Regions from separate parts of the Homo sapiens genome. Here regions 2, 3, 4, 5, 6 and 7 are each linked to region 1. A link is a contact called in ENCODE Hi-C or POLR2A ChIA-PET data. All regions are on one chromosome and are shown on one strand. Each heading gives the region's core, a stretch centred on a gene start or an enhancer-like site at or near the end of the contact. The rest is flanking DNA. Distances are from core to core; before and after follow the strand shown. Region 1 holds the start of SNX3 (sorting nexin 3). Region 2 holds the start of CDC40 (cell division cycle 40). Region 3 holds the start of ZBTB24-DT (ZBTB24 divergent transcript). Region 4 overlaps CRYBG1 (crystallin beta-gamma domain containing 1). Region 5 holds the start of MTRES1 (mitochondrial transcription rescue factor 1). Region 6 holds the start of ATG5 (autophagy related 5). Region 7 holds the start of PPIL6 (peptidylprolyl isomerase like 6).

Region 1 (3,484 bases), core at 162-2,661:
GGAGTTGGAGACCAGCCTGGGAATCACAGTGAGATCCCGTCTCCACAAATAATTACTAATAATTTAAAATCTAAAGAAAAGGGGGGCGGGGAAGATCAGGTTATTTAAAGTAATTATAGTGTTAAACTTGACATATTAAAAAATGCAGAAATAGTTGTGAGGGATAACTCTCTGGGCAGAGATAGAAATGTATCGTATCTCAACATTTAAAATCTGCATTTCCCATTGGACCATAAGAGATGAACTAGGACCTAATTAATTGGGTTTTCTCCCCGTTTCTTTCTTTCTTTTTTTTGAGACAAAGTCTCACTCTATTACCCAGGCTGGAGTGCAATGGCAGATCTCAGCTCACTGCAACCTCTGCCTCCCGGGTTCAAGCGATTCTCCTGCCTCAGCCTCCAGAGTAGCTGGGATTACAGGCGCGCACCACCACGCCCAGCTAATTTTGCATTTTTAAGTAGAGATGGGGTTTCACCATGTGGGCAAGGCTAGTATCGAACTCCTGACCTCGTGATCCGCCCGCCTCGGCCTCCCAAAGTGCTGGGATTACAGGCATAAGCCACCGTGCCCGGCCTTCCTCCCCGTTTCTTAAAAAGGCTCATGTGAGTTGCATTTCCAGTCCTGTAGAGGTACGTTTAATACTTTTCAAAAAAAAAAAAAACTTATCAGGACTTCGTGAGAAACGAAAGTGGACACCCAAAGCAGCTTGCAGCCGGTCTACTGTTACTTTGTTTTAGCGGACCGACCTGTCTCCAAAATCGATTTGACCATAATGCTAGGATTTAACTAGGGCTTTAGTTTTTATTTCACTCCCCCACTTTACTGGTTTCAACCTATCAATCCAGACGCGTGTCTGGTGCAACGCTCGGGTTTATGGCAAAATCATCTCAGGCATTTGCTTAACCTTCTCCAGAAAGGCATTTTCAGGGGTTCACAGTGAGACGGTGCACAGGTTGGCACAGAGTTAGTAGGGGCAGTTTTGTTTCGATTTGCGGGCAAATCTCTAAGATCTCTCCGTTTAACTTTCGCCCGCAATTCCCAAAGCCGCTAAAGCCGTTTCCGGCGCTCTACCCCGCCGCAGGCCGAGGCTGGCGCAGAGAGACAGGAAGCGCCAGCTCTGGGCGTCTGGGTCCTCGCCTCCTCGGCCGCAGCCCCGCGGCGGCGCGCTCGCGGTGCATTGTGGGCGCTGTAGTCCGGCCGGAACCTGTTTGCGACCCCGAGTCCCATGACACCGCTTCTCCTCACACCCCAGTCCGCAGTGCCCCTCCCCAGCCTCGGCCGGGCCTCCCGGGAGCCGGGCGTGGCGTTCCAGCTAGTGAGCCGTTTCTCCCCTGGGCTCGGAGGCGGAAGCTTGAGGGGCGCGGGGAGGAGCTTCGCGTGCGGGGTGAACGCCCGCTCTACGTGCTCGTTCTCTTCGCGACCGCTGCGCGCGAGCCCCGTGTCCCCACGGCGGGCAGCAGCGGCGGCGGCGGCGGCTGAACGCGGAGGGGGCGGAGGGAGCCCGCGGCGGCGGCAGCAGCTACAGCGAAATGGCGGAGACCGTGGCTGACACCCGGCGGCTGATCACCAAGCCGCAGAACCTGAATGACGCCTACGGACCCCCCAGCAACTTCCTCGAGATCGATGTGAGCAACCCGCAAACGGTGGGGGTCGGCCGGGGCCGCTTCACCACTTACGAAATCAGGGTCAAGGTGAGGCCGTCTCTCCCCTCTCCCAAGAAACCCCTCCCGCTGGCTCTGGTCACCCCCACTCGACCCGGGAGTGGACCCCCGCGGGCAGCCACAGCCTCCCAGGCCGGGAGCCCCCTTGCAGAGGCGGGCCGGGGTCGTGAGCCAGGGCCCCTCTTCCTGTAGGGCTGGTGTGGGGGGCTGCAGAGCGAGCCCGGCGCGCTGGCACTTGGAGAAGGTGCTCGAAGAGGAGGGCGTGGGTTGAGCGCCGCTTGCCCCTCCAGCAGCTGATCAGGGAATGACATTTGAGTTGGAAAGGGGTAGATCTTTCGAGAACACATCCCTTCGCTGGGAAGGGAAAGAGATGTTGACAGAGAAAAGGGGCTTGCGCAAAGTTAAAGCCTTTTCCCAGTTTTCTCTTCCTGGAGACTTCCCAGAGGTAGCAAGCCAACCCGGCTGCTCCAGGCCCTTCCCGAGCTGCTAAAGTAACCTGGGTTGTGCAGTCTTCTGAACGGGACTTAATGAAAGTTCACAGAAGCCTGACAATTTTTGATAGGGCTGAGCCAGACCAGAAGGGTGATTGGACATGGTTGACTTCAGCATTTTGGGCCACCGCCCTGCCAAAGGCTGAGGTGTGGTGTCACCTACCTCATAATCCAGAACTACAGTTGCTTTAAGAAAAGACTAGGGATCTTGCTCTCTTAATTCGAGATTTGCACTTAATTGAATAAAGAAATCAACAGAAATAAAATATACCTAATTTCATAACTAGTATTTGTTGGCAATAATTTAGATGATTTGAAAGATGTTAATTGAAAATAGTGCTTCACTTTCACTCTATAATTCAGGATTAAAGAATTTGCCCATGTATGGAAGCATCTTTAAAAATTAATTACATTAATTTAAAGATGACAGCAAATTATTAAAAGTTAAGTGTAAAGCGATTTTTCCTTTAATCAAAATTTATATGACAAGCTACTATTAACATTTAAGTGAAAAAATTCTCATTAACTTACACACTTTGTGTCGTGAAAAACACAAAAATCAAATTTACCATCCTAACCATTTTTAAGTGTACATACAGCTCAGTAGTATATTCACATTGTTGTGAAACTTAAGTATTTTTAAAAAATGATTCTTACGTAGTTAGCATTGATTTTAAAAAGTTAATCAAACTTTAAGATATGAAACGAATAGTTTAATGTTTCAAGCCACTGTTGTCTTCTTATGGATGTGTAAAATGTGGATCATAGGCCGGGCGCGGTGGCTCATGCCTGTAATCCCAGCACTTTGGGAGGCCGAGCTGGGCGGATCACCGAGGTCAGGAGTTCGACACCAGCCTGACCAGCATGGAGAAACCCCATCTCTACTAGAAATACAAAATTAGCCGGGTGTGGTGGCGCATGCCTGTAATCCCAGCTACTCGGGAGGCTGAGGCCGGAGAATCTCTTGAACTGGGGAGGCAGAGGTTGCCGTGAGCCTAGATCGGGCCATTGCACTCCAGCCTGGGCAACAAGAGCAAAATCCCTTCTCTAAATAAATAAATAAAAATTGAATCATAGGATATGTTGTCATAGGGAAACTGCAAAATCCAGACTTCAGTACACCTGGGGAACTACATTCATACATAAACCTAGTGGAAAAGTGAATGTTTTTCTAATTGTCTGTAATACATGACAGATGGTTCACTAAAAAGAACTTCCTCTTTTGCCCTATTCACTAGTATTTTCTTTTTTTTTCTTTCTTGTGCTAAAACAGAACTTGGTATTCTTGTTTCTATACTTCCATAGCAGGTACTTCCTGTCACAAAACTGAAT
Region 2 (3,373 bases), core at 552-3,051, 1.9 Mb before region 1:
TATGACAATTATTATAATTCTGTTAGATAGGTACTACTGTTATTCCTACTTTACAGATCAGCAAAAATTAGGTACAGAGCATTTAAGTAACTTATCCAAGGTCCCCAGGTGGGTAAGTGCTGGAGGCAGGATTTGAATTACAGTCTTAATTCCAGAGCCTGTGCTAACCATTTCACGGTGTTCACCTTGAGCTAGAAGCAGCACAGCCTGAGGTTGAAGGTATGGGAGAATATGTGGAATGCAAAGAGGACTAAGAGCAGAGTCCTGGGAAACACCAGTATTGAAAAGGGAGAGTAAAATAATTGGAACAGAATGCTGAGTAGAGCCCCATGGAAGCGAAACGGAGAGAAAGTTTCAAGAAAGAGGAACTAATGAACAGTGTCATTTGATGCAGACATTTAAGTCAGATGGCTGAACTTGACAACTGGAAGGCCTGGGACATCACTCACAGACAGTAGTTTCCCAAGAGGATAGGGCCAGACTGCATTGGGTTGAGGAGAAAATGAGACGAAGACAAAAAGAGAGCTCCAAAAAGCTGAGCTGTGAAAGGAGAAGACTCAGGAGGTTACTGGAGGGGCTTAAGTTTGGAAAGTTTTGTTTTGATAGGAAGTTAGGAGGATTCTAAGCATTCTTTCATGACAGATGTCCATTTTTAAAAAGTAAAATTCACATACAGCTTGTTAAAAACCTGTAAAACACTTCTTAAGTCATTAAACTAGACTTGGGGACATGATACAAAGGAATTTTTGGACACCGCCTCCCCTCTTCACATCTTGAGCTGATCACCTACCTCGGGCTCTACTGGGCCTACACTACCAATTGGTAGATGCTCTCATCAGGCTCCAGACACATCAGCTTTTCCTCAGTTCTTCAAACCCACTAGGCTCTTTGCGTTCTCAGGCTTGCCTGTCACCTCTGCCTGGAAACTCTTGCCTTATTAATCAGCTTCCTCCATTGAGATCATGCAGCTGTTTCTCAAATCCAAGGCCTTTTTCTCACTGTATTAACACACACAATCATAAAACATTTACTGCACTCTCACTAGTTGGCTCTGTGCTATATGCTTTATTTGTGTAATTTCACTCAATTTTCACACTCATCTTTTCATGTAGACAGATGTTTTGAAAATGATCTCCACTGTACAGGTGAGGAAAGAAAGGAGGCTGCATAACTTGTCCAAGTTCACACAAGTGGTGGTGCCAGGATTAGAACCTAGTTCTTCAAAAATAAGACAAATCGAGGCCACTGCTCACACAATACTCTAGTTTGGGAAGTCCTGATCTAATTTCACTTATGTTCCGAGATTACACCTGCACTTTCCAGGCTATGTCCCTAATCCACAAATTCAAATTTCATCCCCTCCTTCCACTTGCTTTCTGATGGCGGGAGGCAAGGGCAGAGAGCATCGGAGGGCTATTCCGAACTTCCAATTCTGCCTCTCCCGAGGATGCATGTGGGAAGGAGAAGAAATTCAAACGTTAGCAACTTATCTCTGAGCACTGAGAAAGAGGTAACCCGGTACCTAACAAGCGGCTGGCAGTTCTGGAGCTGAAGCCAACAATTCCCACACTGCATTAGTAGCAAAAGTGCTTACCTTAACTGCCACCTCCGGAGCCGAGTCCACTGCCACTGCTAGAGACGGCTTTGATGAAGGCGATTTAGTCAAGTGCATGAGGGAGTCGGCGGCTGGCAGCGGACACCGACTGCTCTCACTGTCCGAGTCCGATTCGGACCCTGAACCCGAACCATAGGAAGCGGCCAGAGCTGCAATCGCAGCCGACATGACGGCAACAAATCTTCTGCGGAGACCCTGCCAGGGCGGAAGAAGAAGAGGCTCCCAGGTCCTGACAGATTGCAATGGAACACATCATTAACTTTCTTTGCTAAGAAATAATGTCTTACATTTTGAAACAATAAGCTAATTATTATTAGAATAACTACTGTCGAGCTGAGAGCTTAAAAAAGTTTATCTAGGGAAAAAGGGAGAATTATAATAGTTTATAACATTTAGGACCTAGTTGACTAAAGAATATGAGTTCCAAAATACCTTGAGGCCTCGCGGTCCTGCACTCCCAGCGTGCAGCGCGGCAGGAAGCGCGAGAGGGCACAATGGGAAGTGTAGTTTGCAACGAGGGGGCGGAACGGGGGCGTGTCCCCCTTTGACCCCGCCCCCGAATGGATGTTCCATTCAATTGGCTATCATCTTCCCTCATTCCCTAGCCAAGCAGTGTTCTCTTCGTCCCCCTCCCCCAAACTGAGGATTGGGCAATACCACAGAACCTCAGGAAAGGGGGGAAGAGCGAGCTTCGGCCCCACTAATGGGGGAGTGGGCGGAGGCTGGATTTCCCACCTCGGCTGCACCTGGGCACTGGAGGCTGAAGAGGAAAGTGAGAATCTGAAGTTTTGAGACCTCTGACTGGCCAGGAATAGCTCCTGGGGCGGGGGGCAAGGATGGGACCATAGGCGGAAAGAGTCTCGCGGTCCCCCCTGCTTCTGGCGCGGGTCCCTGCGCCCGGTTGTGGAGCGTCTCGCGCGGGGAGGGGGCGGGGGGAACGGCAGCTCGCGGTGTTGTTCACTCGCGCGTCGAGCACACGGTGGGTCCGGCGGCGGGTTGGCGCCCCAGGCGGCGTTCCCTGTGGCCTGGCGCCTGGGCCGCTGCCCTGAGCGGGTTCCGCCCCAGAGCCCGACCCTCCTGGGGGCTCTAGGCGGAGTCCCGCGAGCCGAGGGGGACCGGCGACCGCTGCCGAAGCATGAAGAAGGGGTAAGGCGTGAGCCCCCAAGATTTCACGGTGAGCGCGAGTCCCTGAGGAATTGCTTTTTTCGGGGAGGGGGTGTTGGGAGAGGAACTCTTCCTTACTGGCCGGAGCAGACCGAGTGGTGTGTGGCCCGCAAAGGTGACGGGGATGGATGGGCGCGCCTTCCCCGCCCCGGCCCCCACCCCCATCCGCGGGTTTTCCGAGCGCCCACCGCCCACCCGCCAGCGGGGCTGGGTGCCGAGGGAGACGGCGGCGGGCGCGCCTGGGGCTTGGCTGCAGGGACCGCCCCGGGGCTGCTCTCGCTGGAGAGACTGTGGGTGTCACCTGAGGTGCCACCGCCCGGGCTTCCCTGCCCACCCGCGCCCGCGGTCCGCCCCGTGCCTCTTTCCGGGGGAGGCGGTAGCCCCGGGCGACAGAGAATCCCCTGCTCGCCCTACGTGCGCGAGGCTCGGTAAAGCGAGCTCGTGCGTTTGCGTGTTTGCTCCGCGAGTCGGTGTCTGAAAACATAACGGTAAAGCGAGTGCGGGCATCCTTTTCTTCGTTGGAAGGGGAGGCGAAGCGGTGCTGTCGCTTCTGGTGCCTGTTCATGGGGGCTGCCTTGGGCAGAGTTACGGAGC
Region 3 (3,096 bases), core at 249-2,748, 1.2 Mb before region 1:
ACGCCAATGTCTGGCTCTTAGTAGACACTCGATAAATATCTGTTAGATGAATGTATGACACCCCAAATCCTGTTCTGCAAGATTTAAATTTAAGAAGACCTGTTAGGGGTAGACCGGCTGGCCTTAACAAGAACAAAAGTTTTGAAAAAGTCAGTATGGATCCAAAACAAAATTGCCTTGAAGAAAGGGCTAGTCTGTGTTGTGGGTGGCTGATGCTGGAAGATCCTCCAGACTCAGTCTTTCCTCGCAGGATTATGCTCCAGTGAGCAATGATTGAATGAGGAAATGGAAGTACCTGGCTTACCTTGGCACTGAGTCTTCTTATGCCGTTGAGGACCTCTGGAGGGACAGTGATTTGACTGCAACCCTCGTAGCAGCAAGAAACAATGAGGTAGCTAACTTCCTGCTGGTATGCAGAAGTCAGGGAGCGCTCCCCATCCCACTTGTACCCCCACAAATCCAGAGGACTTAGAGACAATTCAATATGAAAGGGAAACCTCAGAGAAGGAGCATGTGTGGCTTGAGCTAGTTTTAATAAAATCTAGTAAAAATGTAAGAGCCAGGTTGCTAATTACACCTCCGGTTCAAGATCAGGGAGGCTATAGATGGCATGTTGGGAATCTGGAAATGGGCAGAAAAATAAGTAATTAGGTATTGGCTAAGAGAGAGAAAATGCTGAAATAAATGGATGGAAGCAGGTGGGGAGTAGATCTGGATGGGGCTTGTAGACCACATTAAGAAGCCTGGACTTTATCCAGAGGGCATGTGGGAGCCACATGGATTCTAAGCCAAGGAGTGACTCTAGTCTCTGGATCTCATATGTACTTGGAGAAATCCTCTGTACTTCTGCGAATTAAAGAGAACAACGCTGCAGCTGAGACCAGTTAGAAACAGTCTATTGAACAAAGATGATGAAAGTTTGAATAATAATGATCATTTTAATCACAGCAGACGAATTAAACCAGGCATTTCCTAAGCCCATTACATACTTAATTTTGTTTATGCAATAGCAACCCTACCAAAGTGGCACTAGTGTTAACATCTCCATTTTACAGGTAAGGTAAAGAAGTTGTGAGGGTAAGTAATTTGCCCAAGATCTCTCAGAACCCAGGTTTCTCTGACTGCAGTGCTCTCTTCATTCCCTTAGACTAAGGCATCAGGAGTGGGGAGGAAAAGGAGGCAGATGTGAAAAACATTTAGGAGGTAAGTAATAGTTATTATATTAGCACTAGATAATGACGATGGTGATGATGATGACAATGATGATGACGGTAAGGGGGATTTCATGCCTTTATACATTCAAGAACAACACCAGATTCGGTGTCGGAGAAGAGATAAAATTAAGGTATTGGCGTTGAGCTAACAGTTTAATACGATATAAAACTTCCCAAAGGGAGGGGTCACAACGCCTCTCCTGTCCATTGCCCCCAATTCACCGCAAAAGTCGCTCCTGCCTGGGCTCCCCGGCAGTGCCACACGCAGGACCTCGGGCGCCGACACCGCCCCGCCCCTGGCCGCGCCCCGCCCCGGCCACTGTCCCTCCTCCGAAGCCGCGCCCCTCCCCGCCCTGCCCCGGCCCCGGCCCCGGCCCCGGCCCCAAAGCCCCGGGCCTGCCATCTCGCCCCGCCCTGCCCCGCCCCGCCGCGGCTCCCCCGACCCCAGGCCTGCATTCTCGCCCCGCCTTGCCCCTCCCCTCCCCTGCCACGCCCCAACCCTTGAACTGCCTTCGCGCCCCGCCTTGCCCTGCCTTGCCCCGCCTTGCCCCGCCCCGCCCCGCCCCGCCATCTCGCCCCGCCCCGCCCCTCACCTCCCTTCCCCTCCCCGCCGCTCTCGTGGCCCCCACCTCCAGGGGCGCCTCTGCGGGCCACGTGGTTCGGCGTCCGCGCGCAAGCGGCTCTTGGCGCCGCGCTTCCGGGTTGGCTGTGGCTGTGGCTGCGGCGGCGGCGCAGGAGCAGAAACCGGTGCGGCGCAGAAGCCCCAGAGGCGGGCGGGGCGGAGCGGAGGGCCAGCGGGCCCCGGCGTGGGTCTCCCGCCAGGCCGCCGGGTGAGTTGGCAGCGACCCGGACCCCACCGGGCGCCCCTGAGCGGTAGGTCTGCCGCGCCGACCCCTCCCCCGCCGTGTGCTCCCCAGTCGGGCCCGCGGGGCCTGGGCGGGGAGGTGGGGGTCTTTCCGCGCCACCTCTCCCTGCTGGGACCACCCGGGGCTGCGGGGGGCTCCGCGCCGCCCCTAGTGTGTCTGGCGGCCCCACGCAGCTTAAGTTATTAGTATTTTATTGCAGCTACCTCACATTCACTTTGCACGTGCACATTTCTTCACTCTTCACATTGGTTCCCACATACGAAATGGCTAATAATCTGGGAGATGGAGGCAGCTTCGTTCTCCCTGAAATAGTTGTGCAACCATAGAAAGTTCGTGCTTGCGGAGGATTTTGGAGATGGTTAATCCCATTCCTTCATTTTATAGAAGGTAGACCCTGAACCGTTCCATGAATACTGGAGAGTCACTCAGCTAGTTAATGTGCGGCAGGAGGCTGAGGGAGAGAATTGCTTGAACCTGGGAGGCGGAGGTTGCAGTGAGCCGAGATTGCGCCACTGCACTCCAGCCTGGGCGATAGAGCGAGACTCCGTCTCAAAAAAAAAAAACCGCGAGCTAAGTTGTTTTGTTTTTGTTTTTTGAGGTGGTGGTCTCGTTCTGTCGCCCAGGCTGGAGTGCAGTGGCACGATCACGGCTCACGGCAACCTCGAACTCCCAGGCTCAGGTGATGCTCCTGCCGCAGCCTCCTGAGTAGCTGGGACCACAGGCGGGCGCCACCACGCCAGGCTAATTTTTGTATTTTTTGTATAGATGAATTCTCTCCATGTTGCCCAGGCTGGTCTCAAGTGATCCGTCGGCCTCGGCCTCCCAAAGTGCTGGGATTACAGGCGTGAGGCCACTGCGCCCGGGCCCAGAGCTAAGTTTGTAGACAGACAAAAATGGTAATGGTAAAATTCAGTTAATGATGTGAAGTGAATAGGAAGTTCATGTGGGCTGGCATTAACCTTTTAGACAGTGCTTTCTCCTTTTTAAACCTTGTTTTCTTATTTCAGATTTAACCC
Region 4 (3,188 bases), core at 689-3,188, 1.7 Mb after region 1:
AAGATCATGTGCCTTAGAGCATTTGTAGCTTTATCTCCCTGCAAGACTACAGATGCCTTCAGTGAAGACTCTTAGTACATTTTTTTCTTGCACTCTAACGGTCCCTTGTACATTGCAGGTTTTCAAATATGTGATGAATGAATAAAAACTATAGCACATAAGCTTAACCATTTCTAAAAGAATAACATGAGTTGCTCATCATCCTTCTCTTCCCTTGCTTTAAAAATACCCCAAATAAATAATAACACATTGCTACTTACCATTGTGTCTGATAATGACATTCCAGAAAAAGAAATGCTTGGGTCATACCGGCTTGATTTGAAAAGACCCATGAAGTCGGTGTCACTGTTTGCACAGTTTGGCAAGTTTGATTTAATAACACTTTCAATATGATTAGCCTTTTCCATATCATCATTCTTCAGTTTTGACAATTCAGAAAATTTAGTTTCTGGCAAGTGTAGGTTGCTTCGTGAATCCAGATCTTCTTTGGTTTTCTCTTTTTGCGGGTATTTTTCCATGTGGCTTGGACTTTTCAAACTGGAGTGTGATGTACTTGACGAGTTGAAATTGAAGACCTTTAAGGAGTTGTCGGGCAGAAGATTTGACTGTTCTTTGTTCAAACCACAGGGCGGGGCACCCTCAGTCGTGGGCTGTGACACTGAAGACTGAGATAGGGAACCGTTCTGAGAAGTACTGAAAGCCGTGGTCATAGTGTTGACTGATGTCACAGAAGGAGAAAAGATTTTGTCTTGTGGTAAAGAAGATAACAAGCTTGAGAAAAGTGCACTTTTTTCTAGTCTCGATCTCTTAATGCCACCATTTGTGACGTCCCTGTTCTCTTTGTCATTGATTTCCGGCATCACCAGAGGCTCACTGTTCCCATTAGTGTTGGTGTGCAGGGACTTGAAGAGGACGCTCTGTTCAGCAGATGCACGTTTGGGTCTCAGTTTGGATTTTGTGTCAAGGTTCTGCATCAAATGTAAAGCCGGTGACATTTCTGGCTGACTTTCCTTCTTCTTCCCCAAACCAAAGGTAAACACTTTGGGATCAAACACCTTTTCTAAATGGTCTTCGTGAATAGGAGGCATGGCAAAGTGAGGAGCAGGAGAGTTTGGCATCCTGGCCTTCTTTCTTTTCATGGGCATACAAACTGCGCTATCCATCTGTTTTATAATTTCAGTGAATTTTTCCATATCAGAAGAAGAATCAAATACACTATCATCACTACCAGCAGAAATGTTCAAAAGGCTGGCAGGGCTATCCTGGCCATTTGTAACAGTCTGATCTGGCCTTTGAGGAGTGGCTAAGTGATTTCCGCTGCTGGGAGAGTTGGTGGGACTGGATTCAGCCATCAGGGGTGTTCTGCTGCCCTGACTTTGAGCCTGAATAGGCAGAGTTTTCTCTGATGCTGGCGGTATGACTTGTGGGCCAGATTTTGCCGCGAGCTCTGCTGTGCAATGAGAGTGTTCATTGCCCAGTACTTCCTCTTGTGGGGGAGCACAACTTGCAACGGAAACCACTTCAGGTTCATTACTGTGACAAGTTGGCAACTGCACTTCTCTAACTTCAGAGCTCTCTGGGATGACCTGGGAGCTCACATCCTGGGTGCTCTCCACGGGGAGCACGAAGGACCTGACCTGGACGAGGACTCTGGATGGACACTCACTTCCCACAGCTTCTGGACTACGCTCTGTGGACAAAGGAGGGGTTGTTTCTCCTCCAAGTTCTAAAAGTGGCATTTTCTCATTGTTCTGACGAGACACAGGCAAAACACATCCTTTATGGTTTTCTGACACTTTTAGATCAGTGCATGGGAAACTGCTTATGGGTGATTGAACACATGTGTCTTTGGGAACATCCCCAGGAGCGGGTGCAGACAGTGAAAGAGAAGGCCCAGGAGATGACTCAGCAGGGGACTGTGAGTCAGAAAATGTATGCTGTGGCTTTGGCATGGCCGTTGGAGGTAAATCTTTGGTATCCACAGTGGTGGGGATGTCTTGTGCTGTATCGGTTACATTTTCAAGTACAAGGCTTTTGCTGTCTGCAGCCTCTGAGTCCTCCTTCTCTAAGAGCTTATGATCCTTGACAGGAATCAGAGCAGAAGCCACTGGTTCTGAAAGGCAGCCAGCATCTGTTTGTACATCTGCTTTATCATCTTGGTTAGGCTGAGGACCAAGAGCTTGATTCTCAGAAGAGTCTCCATTCATTCCTCTGGTTGCTGGCAGAATCTCTTCTTCCGAGACGGTAACTTTGGTTTCTATAGCAGTTTCCTTAACCAGCACACCATTCTGGGGACTGTTTGGCATTACTTTCTTTTCAGGTTGCTCCATTTCTTTGGCTTTTTTGGCTAAATTCAGCTTTGCCCTCCCAACAAACGTTTTACTAGAGGCAGGAGTATTCCTTTGGCCTCGAATGTCAGTGTGTCTTGGGCTACTGTTTGTCCGTTTGTTTTCAAATAAGGAGATTTTGGTGGCAGTGTTGCCTTTGTGAACTGGCTGGCTAAATGGATTGTGCTCATTTCCCAAACTGTCAAGATTCTTAGGGGTTTTAAGATTTAGTTCCACATGTTTGGGCTTGGCAGGGCTGTGAGGAAAAAGCAGGAAGATAAAGTTATTGACCTAGTTTTAAAAAGTGAACACACAAACCAATTAATTATAAAACTATGAAAAGCCAACATCTCCCTGATATATAACATTTGGAGTGTGGTGTGTGTGTGTGTGTATGTGTGTGTGTGTGTGCGCACACATGTGTTTTTAAGACAAGGTCTTGCTCTGTCGCCAAGACTGGAGTACAGCAGTGTGATCATAGATTGCTGCAGCCTCGAACTCCTGGGCTCAGGCAATCCTCCTGCTTCAGCCTCCCAGGTAGCTGGGACTACAGGCACATATCACACACCCAACTAATTTTTTTATTTTTATTTTTTTGTAGAATGGGGTCTATGTCACCCAGGCTGGTCTCAAACTCCTGGCTTCAAGCAATCCTCCCATCTTGGCCTCCCCAAGTGCTGGGATTACAGGCATGAGCCACCATTCTCTGCCACATTTGTTTTTTAATGAAACTATTTTTAAATAGTCCTAAGTACACTACCAACTATTTTTAATGGGTGTTTTGCTTGCATATGAGGGATCGGAAGATTATATAGCCAAGAAACTCTAGGGATGAGGGATGAACTAATTTATTGAGTACGT
Region 5 (3,339 bases), core at 609-3,108, 1.2 Mb after region 1:
ACGAAGATTCCTATTCTTGTAGAGTTTATAGTCTAGTAGGGGAAACAGGTAGACAAAAAAAAAAACACCCTGTAAATTATATGATAGCTGGTGGTTAATGCACTGGGGGAAGAAAGTGGAGCAGGGTAAGGGGGATTGAGAGGGCAAGATGAGGTCAGGCAGGTGGCTCACGCCTATAATCCCAGCACTTTGGGAGGCCAAGGCAGGAGACTCGCTTGTGTCCAAGAGTTTGAGATCAGCCTGGGCAACACAGTGAGATCTAAAATAAAAATAGTATGGGCGCGGTGGCTCATGCCTGTAATTCCAGTACTTGGGGAGGCTGAGGCGGGCGGATCACTTGAGGCCAGGAGTTCAAGACCAGCCTGGTCAACATGGTGAAACCTCGTCTCTACTAAAAATACAAAAATTAGCCAAGCGTGGTGGTGCACACCTGTAGTCACAGCTATTTGGGAGGCTGAGGCTGAAGAATCGCTTGAACCTGGGAGGGGGAGGCTGCAGTGAGCCGAGTTCACACCAGTGCATTCTAGCCTCGGCGACAGAGCGAGTGTCAAAAAAAAAAACAACAAAACAGGCCGGGCGCGGTGGCTCACGCCTGTAATCCCAGCACTGTCGGAGGCTTAGGCGTGCGGATCAGGAAGTCAGGAAATCGAGACCATCCTGGCTAACACGGTGAAACCCCGTCTCTACTAAAAATACAAAAAATTAGCCGGGCGTGGTGGCAGGCGCCTGTAGTCCCAGCTACTCGGGAGGCTGAGGCGGGAGAATGGCGTGAACCCGGGAGGCGGAGCTTGCAGTGAGCAGAGATCGCGCCACTGCACTCCAGCCTGGGCGACAGAGCGAGACTGCGTCTCAAAAAAAAAAAAAATAGCCGGGTGTGGCGGTGTGCGCCTGTAGTCCCAGCTGCTGGGGAGGCTGAGGCAGGAGAATGGCGTGAACCTGGGAGGCGGAGCTTGCAGTGAGCCGAGATCCCGCCATTGCACTCCAGCCTGGGCGACAGAGCAAGACTCCGTCTCAAAAAAACAAAACAAAACAAAACAAAACAACACCCTGTGGAATAAAAATTGATCAGGAGGACGGGTGCATTCGAATGAATCAGGAAAAGAACACGCAATGATGGACCCTGGGAAGTGACCTGATGGAAGTTCATTTTAAAAGATCTCTTTGGCGTTGGTGTGGGATGAGTGGAGAGATGATCACGGCAGAATCCCATAGGAGGTTTTGGGTGACATCTTCAGGAGAGGTATACAATCTGAACTAACCGAAGACTGTAAGAAAAGCAGTGTCTGTAAAAAAAGCAGCGCTGACTTTGACCTGCTTGACGCCAGGAAACGCTCCACATTCCTGAGCCCGTTCACCGCTCCGTAAGATGGAGAAACTGGTCTAAACGCTTTGAAGTCTAATGCAGCTAAAGATCCTTCCCTTTACTTGGAGACCTCGGAGGCTGTGGGCTGAGACAGGGTCGGATTCCTCTCGCTCCCTCCCCACCCCCGCGGGCAGTGCACCTTCCTGGGTCCCCAAGGTCAAAGGAAATGGACAACTGCGTCCCCGGGTTCGCAGTCTGCATTCGGAGCCAGCAGGAGCGACAGGAGGCAGGAACGGAAGGCTTCGCCGCGCTCAATTACCACAGTCCCTGCGCAGCCCTGAGCTCGCGGGGCGTCCCGAGGCTGGCAGGACACGGGACACTCACGGGGAGACCCGGCGGGAGCGTGGGCGGGGCGGAGAGGCGAAGTGACAGGGGGCGCGGGCAGGGGGCCCGGCGCGGCGCGCCAGCAGAGGCGCACTCACCTGTACGTCAGGCCCTCTCGTCCCTCCCCGCGGCCGCGCGGACTGCAGGCCTCCAGGCTACCCCTATCTGCGCCCCGCCCCTTCCGCCGGCGCCGGCGCAGTGAGAGCGGGTCGGGCGGGGCGCGAGGCCAGGGCGGCAGCGAAGCAGCGACCCCTGCTGGAGGCCGCGTCTTGGAGGACTGCGCGGGAAGTAGGCTCGGGGCACACCATTCTCCCGGGTTCACGCCATTCTCCTGCCTCAGCCTCCTGAGTAGCTGGGACTACAGGCGCCCACCACCACGCCCGGCTAATTTTTTTGTGTTTTTAGCAGAGACAGGGTTTCACCGTTTTAGCCAGGATGGTCTCGATCTCCCGCCCTCGTGATCCGCTCTCCTCGGCCTCCCAAAGTGCTGGGATTACAGGCGTGAGCCACCGCGCCCGGCCATCTTAATTCTTTTTTCTTTTTTTTTTTTTTTTGAAACCGAGTCTCACTCTTGCCCAGGCTGGAGTGCAGCGGCGTAATCTCAGCTCACTGCGACCTCCGCCTCCCGGGTTCAAGCGATTGTCGTTCCTCAGTCTCCTAAGTAGCTGGGACTACAGGCGTGAGCCACCATGACCGGCTAATCATCTTAATTATTAATGAAGTGATCCTTTCTCTGGGACCACTAACCCCTTTGAACATTTTTTTTTTTGACAGGGTCTCACTCTGTTGCCCGGAGTGCAATGGTGCGATCTCGGCTCACTGCAACCTCTGCTACCCAGGCTCAAGCTGTTCTCCCCACCTCAGCCTCCCCAGTACCTGGGACTCCAGGTGTGTGCCACCACGGCCTGCTAATTTTTGTTTTGTTTTGTTTTGTTTGTAGAGATGGGGTTTCGCCATATTGCCCAGGCTGGGACTCAAGAGAAGCGATCTTCCAGCCTCAGCCTCTTAAAGTGCTGGGATTACAGGTGTAAGCCACCGAGCCCGCCCTCTTTGAACATCTCCAAGAGATATAGGCGTTGTTTCCAGAAAAATGTGCAAATACGTCAGACTCGCAGTTTAAGGAAACATCTTTTCAAGACCAACGCAATTTACACGTGAGCCAATTCCCCTTTCCCTCCCAACCAACTATCCATCCATTCGTCCATCCATCCATCCATCCATCCATCCATCCCTCTCTCATTAGGTCTGTCTGTGGAGAACTCTGACTCATACACCAAACAAGATGTCACCCTGCAACATTCTAACAAAACTTCTAGTCAAAGTCACAGATGACCTCTGCAATGTAAATCCAAAGGTCTGGTCTCATTCCTCAACTTACTTGAGTTATAGGATACCCCATTGGTTTCACCTACCTCACTTGCCACTTAATCTTCTTCCCTGTTTTTTCTTTTGTTTTGTTTTGTTTTTTTGTTTTTGAGAATGAGGCCTGCTCTGGCCCCCAGGCTGGTGTGCAATGGCATGATCTCTGCTCACTGCAACCTTCACTCTCGGGTTCAAGCGATTCTCCTGCCTCAGCCTCCTTAGTAGTTGGGACTACAGGTACGCACCACCATGCCCGGCTAATTTTTGTAGTTTTAATAGAGACAGGGTTT
Region 6 (3,423 bases), core at 666-3,165, 1.9 Mb after region 1:
ACCTAGACTGCAGTGATACAATCATAGCTCACTGCAACCTTGACCTCCTGGGCTCATGTAATCCTCCTTCCTCAACCACTGGAGTAGCTGGGACTGTAGGCGCATGCCACCATGCCCTCCTAATTTTTGTGTTTTTTGTAGAGATGTGGTCTTGCCATGTTGTGCAGGCTGGTCTTGAACTCCTGGGCTCAAGCTATCCTCTTACCTGGGCCTCCCAAAGTGCTGGGATTACAGGCATGAGCCACTGTGCCTGGTCCCAACATTTTGTTAGGAAATAATTTTGAACACACAGCAAAGCTGAACAAATTTTACAGTGAATACCCATTTACAATGAACCTAGATTCTACCATCTAGATTCTACCATTATATTTTACCATTATATTCTACCATTATATTTTACTATATTTGGTTAATCACATATTTATCCATCTATGCGCCCCTAAATCCATCTTATTTTTTAGATACATTTTAAAGGAAATTTTATATACTTTTGTCTGACACTGGGAAGGCAATGCACCTTAATCCCACAAGCTTTCTTACAGAGGCTAATAGCTGTTTACTGGGGACACTGTAGTGAGGATTTCTGCATTGAGTAGGTGAAGAGGACCATAACTGTGGCTTTCAAACTTTTCTGACTGCTACCCTTACTAAGAAATGTATTTCACATTCCTATCCAGTGTACACCACATACATACTGAAGTAAAAATTTTGGGACACAATATTTACCCTTTACATGTGTGAAGCATGCTGATATTTTCTATTTTATTTCATTTAAAAAGATGCTGGGCATGCTTCCCTAACTTGATTTAGATACCCACTAATGTACTGTAATTTACCATTTGAAAATCATTGTACTTAGTCCAACTCCAAGAAGATTTTTCTTTTTAAAAGAATCCTGTGGCTACTACTAGAATTTTCCTTATGTTCCCAATTATCAAGAACCTGTTTTGAGTCTCAGCACAGTACTTACTTAACATGCATGGCGTTAAGGCACGTGTAATTAAGAGAAAAACCTTAAATGCCTGCTAAGACTTCTGGATAGAGCCAATTCAAAGATTCTTTATTAGTAAGTTTACCAATTATTACTATTTTTTTTTTGAGACGGAGTCTCGCTCTTTCGCCCAGGCGGGACTGCGGTGGCCCTATCTTGGCTCACTGCAAGCTCCACCTCCCGGGTTCACGCCATTCTCCTGCCTCAGACTCTCCAGTAGCTGGGACTACAGAAGCCCGCCACCGCGCCCGGCTAATTTTTTTTGTATTTTTAGTAGAGACGGGGTTTCACCGTGTTAGCCATGATGGTCTCGATCTCCTGACCTCGTGATCCGCCCGCCTCGGCCTCCCAAGGTGCTGGGATTACAGGCGTGAGCCACCGCGCCCGGCCCCAATTATTTTTACAAAGAGTAAGATAAAGATATGTACTCTTGGATGGGTGGGAGGGTTCAGTGCTCATATAGTCTTCTGTTAAATTAGGTTATTAATGCCTGCGGTGGTTCCAACAAAGTAGAGAAGAAGATCAAATAAGAAAATGGATGGGAAAGTACTTTGAAAACTAATGTTTTATTAATACTGTTGTGTGATGCCAGGAAGAAAGGGATGTTGCGATCAAGCTCTAGGGAGGCAGTGTTTCAGTATTTTAAAAACTGTTTTTGTGGAACTGTTAAGTTAACCTCCCCAAGCCCCAATAACTACGCTTTGACGCAAGATTCTCAGAAGAGGGTAGAAGCTATGAACTTGGAGAGGTTTGGTCGCGAGTTCAAGCGTACTGCCCCGTTGGCGCATGCTCAAGAGCGACTCGGGCCTCCTTGCTGGGTTAGGCAGAACACGGAGGGCGGAGTTCGGACCACGTGGGGTCTCGTGACGTCATCTCCGGGCGCCGAGGGTGACTGGACTTGTGGTGCGCTGCCAGGGCTCCGCAGCGTTGCCGGTTGTATTCGCTGGATACCAGAGGGCGGAAGTGCAGCAGGGTTCAGCTCCGACCTCCGCGCCGGTGCTTTTTGCGGCTGCGCGGGCTTCCTGGAGTCCTGCTACCGCGTCCCCGCAGGACAGTGTGTCAGGCGGGCAGCTTGCCCCGCCGCCCCACCGGAGCGCGGAATCTGGGCGTCCCCACCAGTGCGGGGAGCCGGAAGGAGGAGCCATAGCTTGGAGTAGGGTACGTGTGTGTGTCCACCTTGTGTGAGGAAATTCCTAGAGGAGGAGGGCTGGGGAGGGGCCAGGTAGGTGTGGTAGGAAGGAGGGGTGAGTAGTTGCCTGGAGGAGCGCCCGCCCGGCCGCGATGGCGGGTGAAGGTGGTTCCTCCGGGCAAGGTGGAGTTGGCGAGACGCCGGCCCGGAGCCCTGGGGCCGGTTGGCGGGTGTGGCCTGCGGGGTCCCTCTTGGGGTACATGTCTGTTGCTTACTAAGGTAGGAAAGCGAGAGTCTAGTCGCAGGCTCTAGAGTTCAGTTCAGGACCTGAATTGTTTGTGGAACACAGTTATTTAAACCTTTATTGCACAGTGCAGTGTGAGTCTGTCCAAACTCGGTGGGTATGTCCTCCAAGCAATTTATCTATTTACGATATTCCCTGTCTCAATAACAATATTTAGTGCTACCAAAGACATTTTCTGTTGGCAAGACACTTTTACATACTTCATTTGTACTTTGGATTATTTTAAAATTATCCTGAACTTGAGGAACCTAGGAAACTATTGGTTCTAGATTTTTCTGAGGGGTGAGGAGGTACAGCCTGTCTTGAGCAATCAGAACCCGGAGACTTACCAGACAGTAGCTGAACTTCCAAAGCCTTCCAGAATTGGCTTGTTAAATTTCTGAGACCTTGAAACTGGATACTTGGCTCTGAACTGAACTATTTGTGATTTCCATAGAGGGAGTTTCTGGTTGAATTTTGAATTTGAAAATAACGATGTTGTGCTCAGGGTAGTAATTGAGAGGTATTTTACACCAGATTTAAGCCTGTGCTTTTATCTTCAAAGATATGCTACTTAAAATTGGGGGAAAGTGTACAGAATGGAACTGTATGGATATGGATTTTTAGAATAGTGCACACACCTCAAGTGTGTATTTATTTCATTAATTTCCCCCAAACTGAGTACCTCCTATGTGTTAGGCACTGGACAAAACAGTAAACAAAATAGTAAACAAAAGAATAAAAATCCCTGCCATCATGAAGTTCCACTTTGGGGATGGGGTGAGAAGACATTGATACAAAAATTAAGGTACAGTCTTTCCTGTCCCTCGGCATCTGTGGGAGATTGGTTCCAGGACCTCCCTTGGATACCAAAGTCCTCAAATGCTCAAGTCCCTGATATAAAATGGTGTAGTGTTTGCAGATAACCTATGCACATCCTCCTATCTTTAGTTCAACTCTGCATTATTTATAATGCGCAATACAACTTAAATGCTGTATAAATAGTTGTTATGGTGTATT
Region 7 (2,996 bases), core at 377-2,876, 1.2 Mb before region 1:
AGCAGCCCCACAGCCTTCCCACTGAACCAGTCACCATGATGGATCTGCAGGCAGGAGGAGATAGAAACTCAGGGCACCGCCACCATCTTTCTGCCCATCCCCTGCAGCTCTCAGAGGGCTGCCTCCTCTACCTTGTATTACTGGAGGTGGGGAAGGGAGGTGGAAGAGGTCAAAGGTCTGCCTTACCATGTAGGGGTAGCCATTGAGAGTGTAGATGTGCTGGGTAAGCTCCTGGATTGGATGTTTGGAGAAGACACAGAGGCCACTGCCAATGATTCCGCTGAAAGCCAAGCCCTGCTTAATAACCAGAAAAACAGGGAGAGACACCCAGCCTTCTTCCCCTCCCTTGTCTTCCAGCTCTGATCAGCTATTTTTTTCTTTTTCTACTGCTGGGACTAGCCCTAGAACCAAGGCGACAGCCTTTGGAGGAGTATAGGGCAGCCAGAAAACAAAGCTGAAATGGGCTGAAGTCATAGGACCTTCTTGGTTCACCCTTCTCCTTCTCTCACATCCAGAGGGAGAGGAGGCTGGAGGAGACTGGAGAGTGCAGGCAGGATAGGGAAGGGCTGGCAGGGCCAAGAGCCTCCTGGGATGACAACAGGCTTCAGGCCAGTGGGCTTCTCACCTCCGGAAGTGGTGTGCAGCTGGGTAGGTAGGTGACAGCTTCTGTCTCAGGTACTGGAAGTCCTGCTCACTCCACACCTGAGGGAAGCGGTGAGGATGCCTGCTTGGTCTTTCCCCAGTGGGACGGTCTGTCCCTCCTCCCAGCCTGGGTTCCGCACCGTGCTGCACAATCTCACCTCCTCCAGCAAAGCCAGGTCGAAGCTCTCCTGGTTCAGAAAGTCTCCCAGGCGCCTCATGCGGTCGGCCCGGTGCTTGCTCAAGTACGGAATGCCCCTAAGGAAGGGAAGAGCGGGGCAGGGGAGGCGACTGCTGGGACCACCGGCGCTGGGGCCAGATGTGGACTTTGGAGGTTCGGGTTTTCCCTACACCCTGAGATCGTGGGGCGGGATAGGGGGAGGAAGGCTGCATGGGTGCGAACGGAAGGTGGCCCCCAGACCGCACTCCGCAGACGCACTCACCAGCAGTTGAGGTTGAAGATCCGCAGTCGCAGGGAGAAGTTGGGCTTCATGGTTGGGGAGCTCCAGGGGCGCTAGGCGGCTCGAACTCTCCAGCGACGGCCGCGGTGGGGACGGGGGCGGCCGGCGGCGCCTTCTCCCCAGACCGTTCCTTCTTCGCAGGCGGCGCGCACAGGTGGGCACCAAGCCCGCGTGGCTCAGGTCGGGCCCGACTCCCGCGTTCCCCCGGCAACCGGCCGGCTGTTCCCAATCAGGCGGGCCGCCAACCCGGAAAGGCGATCCGCTGCCGAAATCCGGGCGCCCAGGCTCGGTAAGGGCCGCGCGCTAGGACCCTGGGGGTCCGGAGAGCGCCCCCGGGTGGGCGGCTCCCGGTTCCTTTTCCTCCAAGCTCGTCCCCGGCGGTCGCGGCCGCCCGCGCGCCGGCGGCCCAGCAACAGGCGCAAAGTTGAGGAAAGGCCCAGCCGCCACGGGCCGCCCTCGACCCGCCCCTGGGCCCCGCCTCCTGCGAGCGGCGGAGGCGGGGCCGCGCGGTTGCCGGAGCGACGCGCAGTGTTTGGGGTCACCGGGCGTCCCCGGGCGCGGCCATGGCAAGGCCGCAGCCGTGCGGGCCCCCGCACGCTAGGTGCGGCTCGCCGTCGCTGCCGGAGCGGCCGCTGCAGGTGAAGGTGGTGGGGCTCTTCAGCTGCCCCAACTTTCAGATTGCGAAGAGCGCCGCTGAGGTAACCACAGAGAAACCTCCGTCGTGGGCGGCCCTCCCCGCTACCCGCTCTCGGCCGCGTGGACTGCAGGCGCCGCGCCTCCTCGAGGCGGCGGGGGTCGAGGCCCCACCGGCCGAGGAAGGGGCTGGCGTGTCCTGGCCGGGCGGGCTCCGTCTGGAGGACCGGGAGGAGAGTATAGGGGGGCAAGTGCGGGTCCGGGGGCGGGCGTTCCACTTGGCGACTTTTAAAGGGAGAACTGAGCGAAGGAAGGGTTCAGAACCGCGCTGGGAGATAAGGTAATCCCCTCCGAGACACACACACACACACCCGCAGATTTTGTTCTACGTCAATTTTTTCTTTAATTAGAGATATTTAAATTTATGGAAAAATGATTACTATATAACTAGCTAATTTTTACAACCCCGCCACCTCGGCCCAAGCGATTTTTGTTAACTATTCATGCGGGGAGATTCTTTTCTTTGAATTTTATAGAGCCGTCACTGCGTTCCAATCGAACTAGATGCTTCACAAGTGCTTTGGAAAATCATTTCTTTGTAAACACTCAGAACGATACTAAAGGAAAAGCACTTGAGGAAACTGGAAGAATTTGGCCAGATCAGTCATGCTGCAGCACACTTACAACCTGAAATGCAGGAGAAATGTATGAAATGTCGGCATGTAGAATTCAGCCCTTCTTACAGGGTTTGCTCCAGAAATGCTGTCCATGGCAAACTTCTCGCCGAAGCTCACTTGACTCCAGGACCATGCCTTAATTAATGTTTTTAACTCCCGAAGTACCCAGCTGGATACTTGACAACAAAATGTTCCCAAATAGAAGATATCTTGGCGCGGTGACTCACGCCTATAATCTCAGCACTTTGGGAGGCAGAGGCGGAGTTCTAGACCAGCCTGGCCAACATGGTGAAACCCCGTTTCTACTAAAAATACAAAAAATTAGCCGGGCGTGGTGGCGGTCTCTGTAATCCCAGCTACTCAGGAGGCTGAGGCACAAGAATCGCTTGAACCCGGGAGGCGGAGTTTGCAGAGAGCTGAGATCGCGCCATTGCCCTCCAGCCTGGGCGACAGAGCCAGACCCCGTCTCAAAATAAATAAATAATAAAAAGAAAACAAGTGATCAGAAGTCTGTGAAAATAATACATGAATCATCAAAAGTAGAAATTGTGGTCTGTGTTGCTTGGGCAGACGGGATCAGCAACCT

The links. A loop is a pair of places that touch in the nucleus more often than their neighbours do. ChIA-PET counts read pairs that join two places held with the same protein, here RNA polymerase II (POLR2A). Pooled maps may share reads with other maps.
Region 2: a loop to region 1 is called in a map of CD8-positive, alpha-beta T cell, with 4 times the contacts of the local background. The contact joins the promoter of CDC40 here to the promoter of SNX3 in region 1. A Hi-C loop is called at or near these places in 2 of 168 maps with a recorded cell type or tissue (CD8-positive, alpha-beta T cell and naive thymus-derived CD4-positive, alpha-beta T cell) and 12 of 50 pooled maps. POLR2A ChIA-PET finds 5 or more read pairs at or near these places in 1 of 52 experiments (AG04450).
Region 3: a loop to region 1 is called in a map of CD8-positive, alpha-beta T cell, with 30 times the contacts of the local background. The contact joins the promoter of ZBTB24-DT here to the promoter of SNX3 in region 1. A Hi-C loop is called at or near these places in 2 of 168 maps with a recorded cell type or tissue (CD4-positive, alpha-beta memory T cell and CD8-positive, alpha-beta T cell) and 13 of 50 pooled maps. POLR2A ChIA-PET finds 5 or more read pairs at or near these places in 2 of 52 experiments (CD8-positive, alpha-beta memory T cell and activated T-cell).
Region 4: a pooled map shows a loop between it and region 1 (25-fold over the local background). The contact joins the enhancer-like site here to the promoter of SNX3 in region 1. A Hi-C loop is called at or near these places in 1 of 37 single-sample maps with no recorded cell type and 9 of 50 pooled maps. POLR2A ChIA-PET finds 5 or more read pairs at or near these places in 1 of 52 experiments (OCI-LY7).
Region 5: a loop to region 1 is called in a map of CD8-positive, alpha-beta T cell, with 10 times the contacts of the local background. The contact joins the promoter of MTRES1 here to the promoter of SNX3 in region 1. A Hi-C loop is called at or near these places in 3 of 168 maps with a recorded cell type or tissue (CD4-positive, alpha-beta T cell, CD8-positive, alpha-beta T cell and naive thymus-derived CD4-positive, alpha-beta T cell) and 9 of 50 pooled maps.
Region 6: a map of naive thymus-derived CD4-positive, alpha-beta T cell shows a loop between it and region 1 (7-fold over the local background). The contact joins the promoter of ATG5 here to the promoter of SNX3 in region 1. A Hi-C loop is called at or near these places in 1 of 168 maps with a recorded cell type or tissue (naive thymus-derived CD4-positive, alpha-beta T cell), 1 of 37 single-sample maps with no recorded cell type and 9 of 50 pooled maps.
Region 7: a map of naive thymus-derived CD4-positive, alpha-beta T cell shows a loop between it and region 1 (20-fold over the local background). The contact joins the promoter of PPIL6 here to the promoter of SNX3 in region 1. A Hi-C loop is called at or near these places in 1 of 168 maps with a recorded cell type or tissue (naive thymus-derived CD4-positive, alpha-beta T cell), 2 of 37 single-sample maps with no recorded cell type and 12 of 50 pooled maps. POLR2A ChIA-PET finds 5 or more read pairs at or near these places in 1 of 52 experiments (activated T-cell).

Annotation. Positions count from the first base shown.
Region 1 is chr6:108,258,967-108,262,450 of GRCh38, reverse strand. It overlaps SNX3 (sorting nexin 3), which reads left to right and starts at 1,411. Exons shown (of 4, transcript NM_003795.6): 1 at 1,411-1,691. The coding sequence starts at 1,530. RefSeq lists an enhancer at 391-1,226 and silencers at 1,354-1,613, 1,724-1,833.
Region 2 is chr6:110,178,855-110,182,227 of GRCh38, reverse strand. CDC40 (cell division cycle 40) reads right to left here and starts at 1,801. Exons shown (of 15, transcript NM_015891.3): 1 at 1,595-1,801. The coding sequence starts at 1,783. It overlaps WASF1 (WASP family member 1), which reads left to right and starts at 2,558. Exons shown (of 11, transcript NM_003931.3): 1 at 2,558-2,789. RefSeq lists silencers at 2,529-2,638, 2,879-3,198.
Region 3 is chr6:109,482,046-109,485,141 of GRCh38, reverse strand. It overlaps ZBTB24-DT (ZBTB24 divergent transcript), which reads right to left and starts at 1,498. Exons shown (of 4, transcript NR_187591.1): 1 at 305-1,498. ZBTB24 (zinc finger and BTB domain containing 24) reads left to right here and starts at 1,923. Exons shown (of 7, transcript NM_014797.3): 1 at 1,923-2,044; 2 at 3,088-3,096. RefSeq lists silencers at 1,423-1,862, 1,943-2,232.
Region 4 is chr6:106,518,526-106,521,713 of GRCh38, reverse strand. It overlaps CRYBG1 (crystallin beta-gamma domain containing 1), which reads right to left. Exons shown (of 22, transcript NM_001371242.2): 4 at 261-2,583. Among named protein-coding and RNA genes, the nearest start is that of RTN4IP1, 110 kb to the left of the region's middle. RefSeq lists enhancers at 748-797, 1,538-2,027, 1,250-2,449. Within about 2 kb of position 1,938, at least 24 of the 41 ENCODE cell types and tissues checked have a DNase peak (open chromatin) inside an H3K27ac peak, as active enhancers do; they include OCI-LY7, where a contact is called at or near this core.
Region 5 is chr6:107,026,718-107,030,056 of GRCh38, reverse strand. It overlaps MTRES1 (mitochondrial transcription rescue factor 1), which reads right to left and starts at 1,858. Exons shown (of 4, transcript NM_016487.5): 1 at 1,786-1,858. RefSeq lists enhancers at 1,140-1,239, 1,350-1,459 and a silencer at 1,570-2,039.
Region 6 is chr6:106,324,252-106,327,674 of GRCh38, reverse strand. It overlaps ATG5 (autophagy related 5), which reads left to right and starts at 1,915. Exons shown (of 8, transcript NM_004849.4): 1 at 1,915-2,149. RefSeq lists enhancers at 1,716-2,035, 2,056-2,105.
Region 7 is chr6:109,439,258-109,442,253 of GRCh38, reverse strand. It overlaps PPIL6 (peptidylprolyl isomerase like 6), which reads left to right and starts at 1,626. Exons shown (of 8, transcript NM_173672.5): 1 at 1,626-1,798. The coding sequence starts at 1,664. SMPD2 (sphingomyelin phosphodiesterase 2) reads right to left here and starts at 1,530. Exons shown (of 10, transcript NM_003080.3): 1 at 1,083-1,530; 2 at 801-897; 3 at 626-702; 4 at 187-280; 5 at 1-44. The coding sequence starts at 1,132. RefSeq lists enhancers at 646-725, 886-955 and silencers at 1,369-1,574, 1,216-2,035.